Linked DNA regions of Homo sapiens: region 1 is linked to region 2. Evidence: read pairs that join two places in POLR2A ChIA-PET (ENCODE). Cell type or tissue: OCI-LY7. All regions are shown on one strand. Each heading gives the region's core, and the rest is flanking DNA. Links, peaks and the distances in the headings are about the cores only. Region 1 has its middle 23 kb from the start of MYO1E. Region 2 overlaps RNF111 (ring finger protein 111).

What was found. ChIA-PET counts read pairs that join two places held together with the same protein. Peaks named below come from ENCODE experiments on the same cell type or tissue, not always from the same donor. Only the 100,000 strongest peaks of a DNase experiment are listed, where the experiment ranks them.
Region 1: POLR2A ChIA-PET joins it to region 2 with 7 read pairs; 2 of 35 experiments call an interaction of 5 or more read pairs at or near these places.

Annotation. Positions count from the first base shown.
Region 1 is chr15:59,393,329-59,398,712 of GRCh38, reverse strand. It overlaps a transcript of FAM81A not described here. Among named protein-coding and RNA genes, the nearest start is that of MYO1E, 23 kb to the right of the region's middle. In OCI-LY7, for the core only: a CTCF peak has its summit at 1,877 (motif pointing right); a DNase peak (open chromatin) is centred at 3,252; H3K27ac peaks cover 2,069 bases.
Region 2 is chr15:58,992,014-58,997,397 of GRCh38, reverse strand. The region is part of intron 1 of RNF111 (ring finger protein 111); the gene reads right to left. Among named protein-coding and RNA genes, the nearest start is that of RNF111, 7.0 kb to the right of the region's middle. In OCI-LY7, for the core only: no CTCF peak of the experiment used is centred there; no DNase peak of the experiment used is centred there.

The DNA of each region.
Region 1 (5,384 bases), core at 326-5,325, 400 kb before region 2:
GATCCTGGCTCACTGCAACCTCCACCTCCCAGGTTCAAGCAATTCTCTTGCCTCAGCCTCCTGAATAGCTGGGACTACAGGCATGTGCCACCAATCCCCAATAATTTTCTTTTTTTGATAGAGACTGGGTTTCACCATGTTGGTCAGGCTAGTCTCGAACTTGTAGCCTCAAGTGATCCACCTGCCTTGGCCTCCCAAAGTGCTGAGATTACAGGCATGAGCTGCCACACCTGGCCTGGATTCATGTTCTAATGACTTTATGGAGCTATTAGGTATTTTGCACTGTCTACCTCTTGCTTTCATTTGTGTAAAAGGGAAGTCAACTCCCATCCTGTGGAAGGCACTGTTATTTTGGTTACATGCAGAAAAACCTAATCCAAATTTACACAGTGTTCCTCCCATGTGTTTATTCCTATGAAAACACTTAGACCCTACATTACCAATTACTTACCTGAGTGAAAAAAAGTCTGTCCTGCCAGAGTTGACACTCTTCTTCTTATGCAGATGGCTCCAAAGATGTCCTCACCTAACATAACTCATATCTGCAAGTGTTCAGTAAGGAACCAGAAAGCCAGTTATCCAAAGGCAATGCTGTCAAACCACTTCAAATGTTGCTTTCTGGTCTCGGGCTTGATAGTCGCTAGGTGATGCTATGGTTAGGATTGTGCCCATTTCTCCTCCAGTGCAAGTTCTGTCTCTTGGATGGAATAGTCAGTTGATACCACCAATAAACCCGCAGAAAACAGGAAGACAAAAAAAAAGCACGTACAACAAACATCTTAAAAATTGTATCTCCTAGTCAACACATCCTGTGTTGTAGGATTTGGAAAACCATAAGTAATTTTAAAAACTCGGATGGTTTGGCATTTGGAATGTTGAAAGCAATCTGGAAAATCCCAATAGTCCATTTGTGTCTCTATCATTAGCTGAAGAAGCAAATGGTCAAGATGAATTTCAGTAGGATCAGAGGAGTGAGTGTATCCGGTGGATTGGCTCACACCTAGCACCATTATTGAGGTTGGTGATACACCCTTGAACAGACTCTGCCAATGAATCTGTGCTGATTAATTCACTTTTTTCCCCAGAACCTTTCCAAGGTCAAATATTGTTTATGATGGTGTTTTATATTTTTATACCAAGCGTTTCTGCCTTAATTGACTCATCTGTAATTGATAGTCTTCAAGTATGAGCCAAAATAATAATGGCCAAGAGATAGAAGCACATAACCTGGACAATATCTTAAAAGTCAGAAATTTTAAAAAATTCAAACATTATCAATATAATACTGTCCAAATATCTGGACAAATCTGATAATCTCATAGGTTTGAGGTTCCAATTATGCTGGATTTTTGAAGTTTCACAGCCTGTTGGCCTGGCTGGTTTCAAACTCCTGACCTCAAGTGATCCGCCCGCCTTAGCCTCCCAAAGTGCTGGGATTACAGGTGTAAGCCACTGGACCCTGCCAGGGCTGAAGATTAAATGAGGTAGCGTATATAAAGCACACAGCTGCTATCAATAGATTTTACCTATTATACAGTGGGCTTTCCCTCCCTAAAGAGGGACTCCATTTTTTTTAAATCACATTGTATTCCTAGTATCTACCATAGTGCCTGACATGTAATAAGCACCGCTAAAATGTCTGATCAATGTTAACTGAGAGTATGAGAAGGACCTTGAATGCAAAGAGTTCTTGCTGGGATCCTCCTTTAAGTACAATGCTTCTCTCCTATAAACATAACCCTTCCCTTAGAAGGCTACACGGGGCTGGGCATGGTCAGCTACTCGAGAGGCTGAGGTGGGAGGGTTGCCTAAGCCCGGGGAGGTTGAGGCTGCAATAAGCTGTGATTGCACTATTGCACTCCAGCATGGGCAACAGAGGGAGCCCTGTCTCAAAAAGAAAAAGGAAAATTTAAAGAAGAAGAAGAAGAAGAGGAGGAATAGGAAGAAGAGGAAGAAGGAGGAGAAGGAGGAGAAGGAGGAGGAGGAGAAGAAAGAAGAAGAAGAAGGCTACACTGGAAAAAATCCCAGCCCAGAGTTTATGTGAAAAAGGAGATCCCTGACACATTGGTCCTGTGATTCCTGGAGCCTGCTAGGTAGAAGGTTGTTAACCAGAGTAATTTATGCACGATCAGTGGCAGGGGAGAAAGAAGGTTTTATACAGCTTAAAGGAGAGAAGTCATTTTATTTGGGCTCCTGCAGTATTATTATTTAGACTCTCATTTATTTTACATCACTTCTGTGATGACTGTACATGAATAAATATTGACAAATTGAATGATCTGATCCCTGCATTACAGGGTAAACTTGCATAATCCCTTGTAGACGTACTCTGGGGAGTGAGGCTACTTTGTGGAGTTCCTTGCCAGTATCCCTAAGCAAGGGATTCTTTCTTGTTCTAAGCTGTGGCATATGGTTGTGGTTTTGGAGCTGGAAAAGGAGAATAAGATGGAATATTACATGGCAAATTTGCTGGTCATTTCGATTGTTGAACATTTTTCTTTCAAGAAGAGTTATTATTACAGCCTCTGCTGGCTTAAGGCAGTGAAAGTCCAGGCTGGGCGCAGTGGCTCATGTCTATAACCCCCGCACTTTGGAAGCCTGAGGTGGACAGATTGCTCGGCCTCCTCCCTACTGCCCTCTGATGTGCTCACTCCAGAAATGGAAGGAGAGAGACCCTGGGTAGTGAGTCCACCAGACACTCTCAGGCCAGCAGAATCACCTCTTGAAGACAGAGACAAGAATGAGTGGAAGAAATGTAGCCAGGAAAAGTCAAAAGGACATGATAGGCTTTTGAGATGTTTGGAGAGAGTTTTATTCCCTTTCTTTGGATTTGGGGGAAATTATATCGCACAGGCTGACTAGGAGAAAGGGGGAGGGTGGAAGTTTTGTCTTCATCCCCCCATTTGTCTCTCCAACCTTGAACTTGCATGGGAGCTATGCAGGGGCAGGTGACAAGGGTGTCAACCAAAAAGGATCTGTGCCATCAGCACCATTAGTAAGAAACCAGGCCAGGCACAGCAGCTCACACCTGTAATCCTAGAACTTTGGGAGGCTGAAGGCCGATGGATCACTTGAGCCCAGGAGTTCGAGTAGCCTGGGTAACATAGGAAGACCCTATCTCTAAAAAAATATTAAAAATTAGCTAGTCATGATGATACACGACTGTAGTGCCAGCTACTTGGAAGGCTGAGGTGAGAGGATAGCTTGAGCCAGGAGGCTGCTGTGAACTACTGTTGTGCTACTGCCTGGGCAACAGAGCGAGACCTCATCTCTAAAAATAAAAATAAAAAATAAGATAAATAGGCCAGGTGCAGTGGCTCACACCTGTAATCCCAGCACTTTGGGAGGCCGAGAAAAGTAGATCACCTGAGGTCAGGAGTCCGAGACCAGCCTGGCCAACAAGGCAAAACCCCATCTCTACTAAAAATACAAAAATTATCTGGGCATGGTGGTGCACGCCTGTAACCCCAGCTACTCTGGAGGCTGAGGCACGAGAATTGCTTGAAACCAGGAGGTGGAGGCTGCAGTGAGCCAAGATCGCACCAGTGTGCTCCAGTCTGGGTGACAAAGCAAGACCTCATTTCTAAAAATAAAAATAAAAAATAAGATAAATAAGTCATCAACCATCCAGCCATTTCTGCATTTTTGGGTGAGTCCACAAAAAAAAAAGAAAGAAAGAAACCAGATTTGCTATATTAGTACGAAGCTACACTCACCTTTGACTAGTTGGAAGCTTCTCTAAGATTGTGGTTAGCGAAAGCCAAGAGCTTCCTAGAGGTAAGATTGAGAAGGTTTTTGCTGAGGCTGTTTTATTGGTTGGCTATGTGTCAGCTCTTGGGAGTAATTTGCATAAAACTTGTCAGAGTGTATTTTCAAGGTGGGAAACACTAAATTTTCAACATTTAAGATAGGAACCTTGGTCAACCTGACATCTGCCTGCCAAGCTTTACCATGCACTGCTTCCCAAGAGCAATCAGCCAGTCGCGAGGTTAAGGTTTTAGGAAGAAGCTGAGTCTACAGACAGCTTCAGCAACCTGCAATAAGAGGGGTGGTAGTGGGATGTCAAGACCCAGTGGGTGGAGAGGTACAATCCAAGGAGTATGGCTAATAGTAGAGTCAGCGGTTTGGAGTGAGCAGACCAAGAGTGAATGTGTTTTCTCATCTTTAAAATGGAGTTAATGAGAGTACCAGCCCCAAAAGGCAGTTGTGGTAATTGAATGAGTTAAAGCATGTAGCACGCTCAGCACACTGGTTGACTCATAATGTATTCTCAAGCAATGTGAGCTGTGTTCATCGTCACCACCATTATTATCACCATCTTCATCACCATCATCCTGGCTCTTCCACTGATGCGGGTTGTGACCTGGGGCAAGTTGTGTAACATTTCTAAACCTTGGATTCCTCATCTTTACATTAAAGAAAAAACGTAATTATCTTCAAGAATATAGCGAGGATGAAATGAAATGAGGCACATAAAGCATCTAACATGATGCTTGGCAAATAGTAGGCGCTCATTGAGTGGGCGTTATTTCCTGTTGGTTTCCACGGCTTTCCTTTATTGATTGATAGTCAAAACAGGTATTTTGGAAGAACGAATACCAGAGGAAGGAAGACAACAAAGTCCCTGTGATGGGAAAAGTTTACTCAGTGGAAGAGACTCTCATGTTTTTGATGAGAGTTCTTATTTTCATTTTTTTGTGTGGTCCCATCGGACATCTCCCTAAGACCTCAGATGTCCTTGAGTTTACAGTCCCACACATTAAGTAGTTTTCATTACTGAAGAAATCAGAGAGGATTGAAGATTTGGGGACATGGATGTGAGGTTGCCAAATTTTGCAATAAAAATACAGGTGCGCAATATTTTATCTGGCTATCATACATGGATGCCAATTTATCTTCTTGTAAACTCAAGCTAGGATTGACTCTTGTTTTGTGAACTTGTGTGATTTACGATATCCACATTCAAGGGCTTCTCGGCGAGAGAGAGAGATGCTGCAGAATGTAGGCTCGGCTGGGCGCAGTGGCTCATGCCCTAATCCCACACTTTGGGAGGCCGAGGTGGGTGGATCACGAGGTCAGGAGTTCGAGACCAGCCTGGCAAAGATGGTGAAACCCCATCTCTACTAAAATACAAAAATTAGCTGGGCATAGTGGCAGGCGCCCGTAATTCCAGCTACTCAGGAGGCTGAGGCAGGAGAATCGCTTGAACCCAGGAGGCAGAGGTTGCAGTGAGCTGAGATCGTGCTACTGCACTCTAGCCTGGGCAACAGAGCGAAACTCCATCTCAAAAAAAAAAAAAAAAAAAAAAAAGAACGTAGGCTCAACTTCTCAGGAAGACAGTTATCAAGGGCATCTTCTCCCATGAGTCATGTTGGGTTTAAGTA
Region 2 (5,384 bases), core at 119-5,118:
AATGTCAACTGGTGTTCACATCAGTTACATAGAAAATGAGAACTTGGTAATATTCTGAAATAGTTTCAACCTGGTAGACCTCCTGAACACTTGGAAGAGCTACCTCAAGAGTCAACAGACCACACTCTGAGAACCACTACTCTGGATGCACATATAAAATACAGGAGGAAAGAGATACATCTTCAGAGAAAAGACTTGGGTCATAGGAAGATAAGAATGGCAAGGAGCCTTGTTTTTTTTCCCTGTACATTCTTTGTACCTTATAAATTTGGTACACTTTGTATATATTACTTTTCTCTGAAAAAATTAACTTAAAAAAAGACACTTAAACTGACATGAAAACTAAGTAAAAATTAAGCATATTAGTAGAAATATAAGTACACAAGTAAATACAAACAAATATAAGCATACTACTTATAAATATAAAGGTATAGACTACAGAAATAATTTTTGAGAGCTAAAATGTTTCTGTTTAAGCAGTACAACTAGGAGATTAGGAGAGTTGCATAGGAAACCACTGTTTTTCATTGTAAGTCTTTTGAAACTGACTTTTAAAACCGTGTACAGATATTAATTGGTTGAAAATTTAAAATATTCAAAATATTACTTTGAAAAAACACACATTAAGTTAGATTGAATAAGTAAATAAAGCAAATATCCATACACAGGTGAGAAACTGGCTATGAAATATACCAAGATGTAACAGTAACTGCCTGGGTAAAAAAAAAAAAAAAAAAAAAAAAAAAAAGAAAGTACTGATGAGTTTTCAATCACATACAAAAATTCTGTTTCATAATTTTTTAATTTTTTTTTTCTTGAGATGGAGTCTTGCTCTACTGCCCAGGCTGGAGTACAGTGGCATGATCTCGGCTCACTGCAACCTCCACCTCCCAGGTTCAAGCGATTCTCCTGCTCCAGCCACCCAAGTAGCTGGGATTACAGGCATGCACCACCCCACTTGGCTACTTTTTTTTTTTTGCATTTTTCAGTTGAGACAGGGTTTCATCAGGTTGGCCAGGATGATCTTGAACTCCTGGCCTCAAGGGATCCATATGCCTCGGCCTCCCGAAGTGCTGGGATTATAGGTATGAGCTACCGCACCCAGCCCAATTTTTTGAACTCATTTTAAAGTTTCTTAAAAAGCAACAGTTTTCTTCAGATTAGAATGTTTGATGACTTAGTTAAAAATAGTTAAAAGTATAAACTTCAGGTTTTTAATAAACAGTTAAGTGGCTAAACATACACACACAATTTTTTCTCATTTCATATGATCACAATTAAGAACATAACTCATTATGTATTTGAAAAAGAAAAGAAGAAAAAAATTGCTTTATGACAATAAGTTGCTGAGTCTTACGTGATTACTTCATAAAATCTTCAAAGAAATATAAACCTACTATCAAAAATCTAATTTAAATTTAGTTTCCTAGCGATGTCCTGATGCATGAAAAAAAGATTATTCCTGTATATAAATAACACAACAGCAAATTGGATTGCTCACTAAAAGGAACCAGGGTTCCATGGAAAACGGCTCATTCCAAGACTGACAAAGGAAAGAAATAAGATGTGCTTGCAACATCTTGCTGTGCCAGAAAGACAGGAAATACTTAAAAAAAAAAAAAAAAAAAAAAAAGGCCGGGGCACGGCATCTCATGCCTGTAATCCCAGCACTTTGGGAGGCTGAGGCAGGTGGATCACGAGGTCACAAGGTCAGGAGTTCAAGACCAGCCTGTCCAAGATGGTGAAACCCCGTCTCTACTAAAAATACAAAAATTAGCCGGGCATGGTGGCAGGCGCCTATAATCCCAGCTATTTGGGAGGCTGAGGCAGAGAATTGCTTGAACCCGGGAGGCAGAGGTTGCAGTGAGCCAAGATCGCGCCACTGCACTCCAGCCTGGGAGACAAGAGTGAGACTCCGTCAAAAAAAAAAAACAAGAGGTTATGTTAAAAAGACACAGGAGCCCACTTGGAAAGGCTCCTAATGGACAAATCTGGGACAATTTGAACATCAAAATAAAGGTTATAATGGGTTATTTAACCCACTGAATAAAACAGGAAACACACAATTCTGTATTAATCAGATAAAAGAATGTCTCTTCCTTATAAAAGAATGTCCATTAGTGAAGAAAATGGATGAGTTACAAAATAAACACTTTCCAACCATTAGAGTAAAGATCAGTAAAGATCAGCATAGGCAAGAAACATCAATGGATGCTACATGGGCCTTGGGGGATGTGGGGAGTGATGAGGAACAGGATGATCTGATGAGGAGCAGAGTAGCTGCACTATCTCAAAGTTATCCCCACAGATTGCTTATTAGGTGCACTGTTCCACATTACAGGAGACTAAAGAGATATGACAACTAAATGCATTTTGTGATCCTGAACTGGGTCCTATGAGGAAAATGCTGTAAAGGGATAAATGCTATTATCAGGACAATTCGACAAAACTGGAAAATGAGCTGTAGATTAATATTATCAAAGTTTAATTTTCTGAATTTTGTAACTGGTGCAGTGATAACGCAAAAGAATACAATACACAGTGAATATTTAGAAACAAATGGGCATAATGCAATGTAATGGGCATAATGTAAGCAATTTACTTTTAAATGATTCAAGAGAGAATAAGGGGCCAGGCGCAAAGGCTCACCCCAGCACTTTGGGAGGCTGAAGTAGGCTGATCACTTAAAGTCATGGGTTTGAGACCAGCCTGGCCAAGAGGGTGAAACCTCGTCTCTAACTAAAATACAAAAATTAGCTGGACGTGGTGGCGGGCACCTATAATCTCAGCTACTCAGGAGGCTGAGGTAGGAGAATCGCTTGAACCTGGGAGATGGAGGTTACAGTGAGCCGAGATCACACTGCTGCACTCCAGCCTGGGCAACACAGCGAGACTCCACCTCAAAAAAAAAAAAAAAAAAAAAAGAGAGAGAAAATAAGAAAGCAAGAGTGACAACATTAAAAATTGGTGAATCTGAATAATGAGTATTCAAGAGTTCTCAGTACTATTTTTTAAATCTTTCGGTAAGTTTGAAATTATGTCAAAATAAAAATGTAAGTAGCCAGGCGTGGTGGCTCACGCCTGTAATCCCAGCACTTTGGGAGGCCAAGGCGGGAGGATTACTTGAGGTCAGGAGTTCGAGACCAGCCTGGCCAACATAGCGAAACCCCATCTCTACCAAAAATATAAAAAATAACCTGAGCGTGGTAGCGTGCACCTCTAATCCCAGCTACCTGGGAGGGTGAGTCAGGAAAATCACTTGAAGCTGGAAGGTGGAGGTGACAATGAGCCAAGATGGGGCCACTGCACTCCAGCCTGGGCCACAGAGTGAGACTCCATTAAAAAAAAAAAAAAAAAAAAAAAATTTAAGTAACAACAAATTGGGATGTCAAAAGATAGTAAAATAAGTAATTTATTCGAGTGCCCTATAGTACATATGAATAAGGGAAATGACTACAACATTGATTCAGACTTGACACCTAGCCATATATAGAATTTCTTAAATTTTCTATTTGGTAGAAAAGGAAAAATATTTTTTAAGAATCCAATCACATACAAACTAAACTAAGATGCTAATCGTGTATGCCCTCAGGAAAACACAAAAATCTTCTCCATGTTAACACAATCCACACTGCCAAACTCTCCTTTCCACCAGCAAGCCATAAGCCCCTTCAGGCAGGTGTTAAGAGCCTGCCCTTTGTTTTAACTCAAGCACTGGCACAGTGCCTGAAATACAACACTCCTGTTTGTTGAATAAATACTGAACATTTACAAATAGAAACGAAATACTGTATTTTTATCAAAATGAAAAGAAGCGTGGAAGGGAACAGACACTTAAATATGGTACTTTCACAAATTTTGAGATGGAGTCTCACTCTGTTACTCAGGTTGGAGTGCAGTGGTGCAATCTCAGCTCACTGCAACCTCCACCTCCTGGGTTCAAGCAATTCTCCTGTCTCAGCCTCCCAAGCAGCTGGGATTACAGGCACCCACCACCACGCCCAGCTAATTTTTGTATTTACAGTTATATTTTTTTTATTTTTGTGTTTTTAGTAGAGACAAGGTTTCACCATGTTGGCCAGGCTGGTCTCGAACTCCTGATGTCAGGTGATCCACTCGCCTTGGCCTCCCAAAGTTCTGGGATTACAGGTGTGAGCCACTATACCTGGCCACTTTTACTAATTATTTTAAAACATTTTTATTTACAATTGAACATTTTCTTTTTTTTGAGATGGAATCTTGCTCTGTCACCCAGACTGAAGGGCAGTGGCGCAATCTTGGCTCACTGCAACCTCTGCCTCCTGGGTTCAAGTCATTCTCCTGCCTCAACCTCCCAAGTAGCTGGGATTACAAGCACCCGCCACCATGCCCGGCTACTTTTTGTATTTTTTAGTAGAGACAGGGTTTTGCCACGTTGGGCAGGCTGGTCTCAAACTCCTGACCTCAGGTGATCCGCCTGCCTCAGCCTCCCAAAGTGCTAGGATTACTACAGGTGTGCACCACCATGTCCAGCCTAAACATGAATGAACGTTTTCAAAAATATATTATTTTATTTTATTTCATTTACTTATTTATTTTGAGATAGGGTCTGGCTTTGTCACCGAGGCTGGAATGCAGTGGCACAATCTCGGCTCATTGCAACCTCTGCCTCCCGGGCTCAAGCCATCCTCTCACCTCAGCCTCCCGAGTAGCTGGGACTACAGGCATGTGCCATTATGCCTGTCTAATTTTTGTATTTTTTTGGTACAGCCAGAATTTCGTCACATTGCCCAGCCTAGTCTCAAACTCCTGGGCTCAAGCAATCCACCTTCCTCAGCCTCCCAAGGTGCTATGATTACAGGCATGAGCCACTGGGCCCAGCCAAAAAAATATATTTTAAAATATGAACAATTTTCAAACCTCACAAAAGCAGAGAACAATATTATTAATACCCATGTACCCATCACCCCAACCCAACAATTATCCAGATTGTGCCAGACCTGCTTCATCTATCTTATCTCCCTCCACCACATTTTTTGGTTTTTATCTGGTATCTGTTTAAAATAACAGACATTGCTGGGCACGGTGGCCCACGTCTGTAATCCCAGCACTTTGGGAGGCCGAGACGGGCGAATCACCTGAGATCACGAGTTCAAGACCAGCCTGGCTAACATGGTGAAAAACCGTTTCTACTAAAAATACAAAAAGTTAGCAGGCGTGGTGGCGCGCTCCTGTAATCCCAGCTACTCAGGAGACTGACGCAGAAGAATTGCTTGAACCCGGGAGGTGGAGGCTTCAGTGAGCTGAGATCACACCACTGCACTCCAGCTTGGGCAACGAGGGAAACTCCATCTCAAAATAAAATAAAATAAAATAAAATACCAGACATTTGCAAGTTTTCTCCC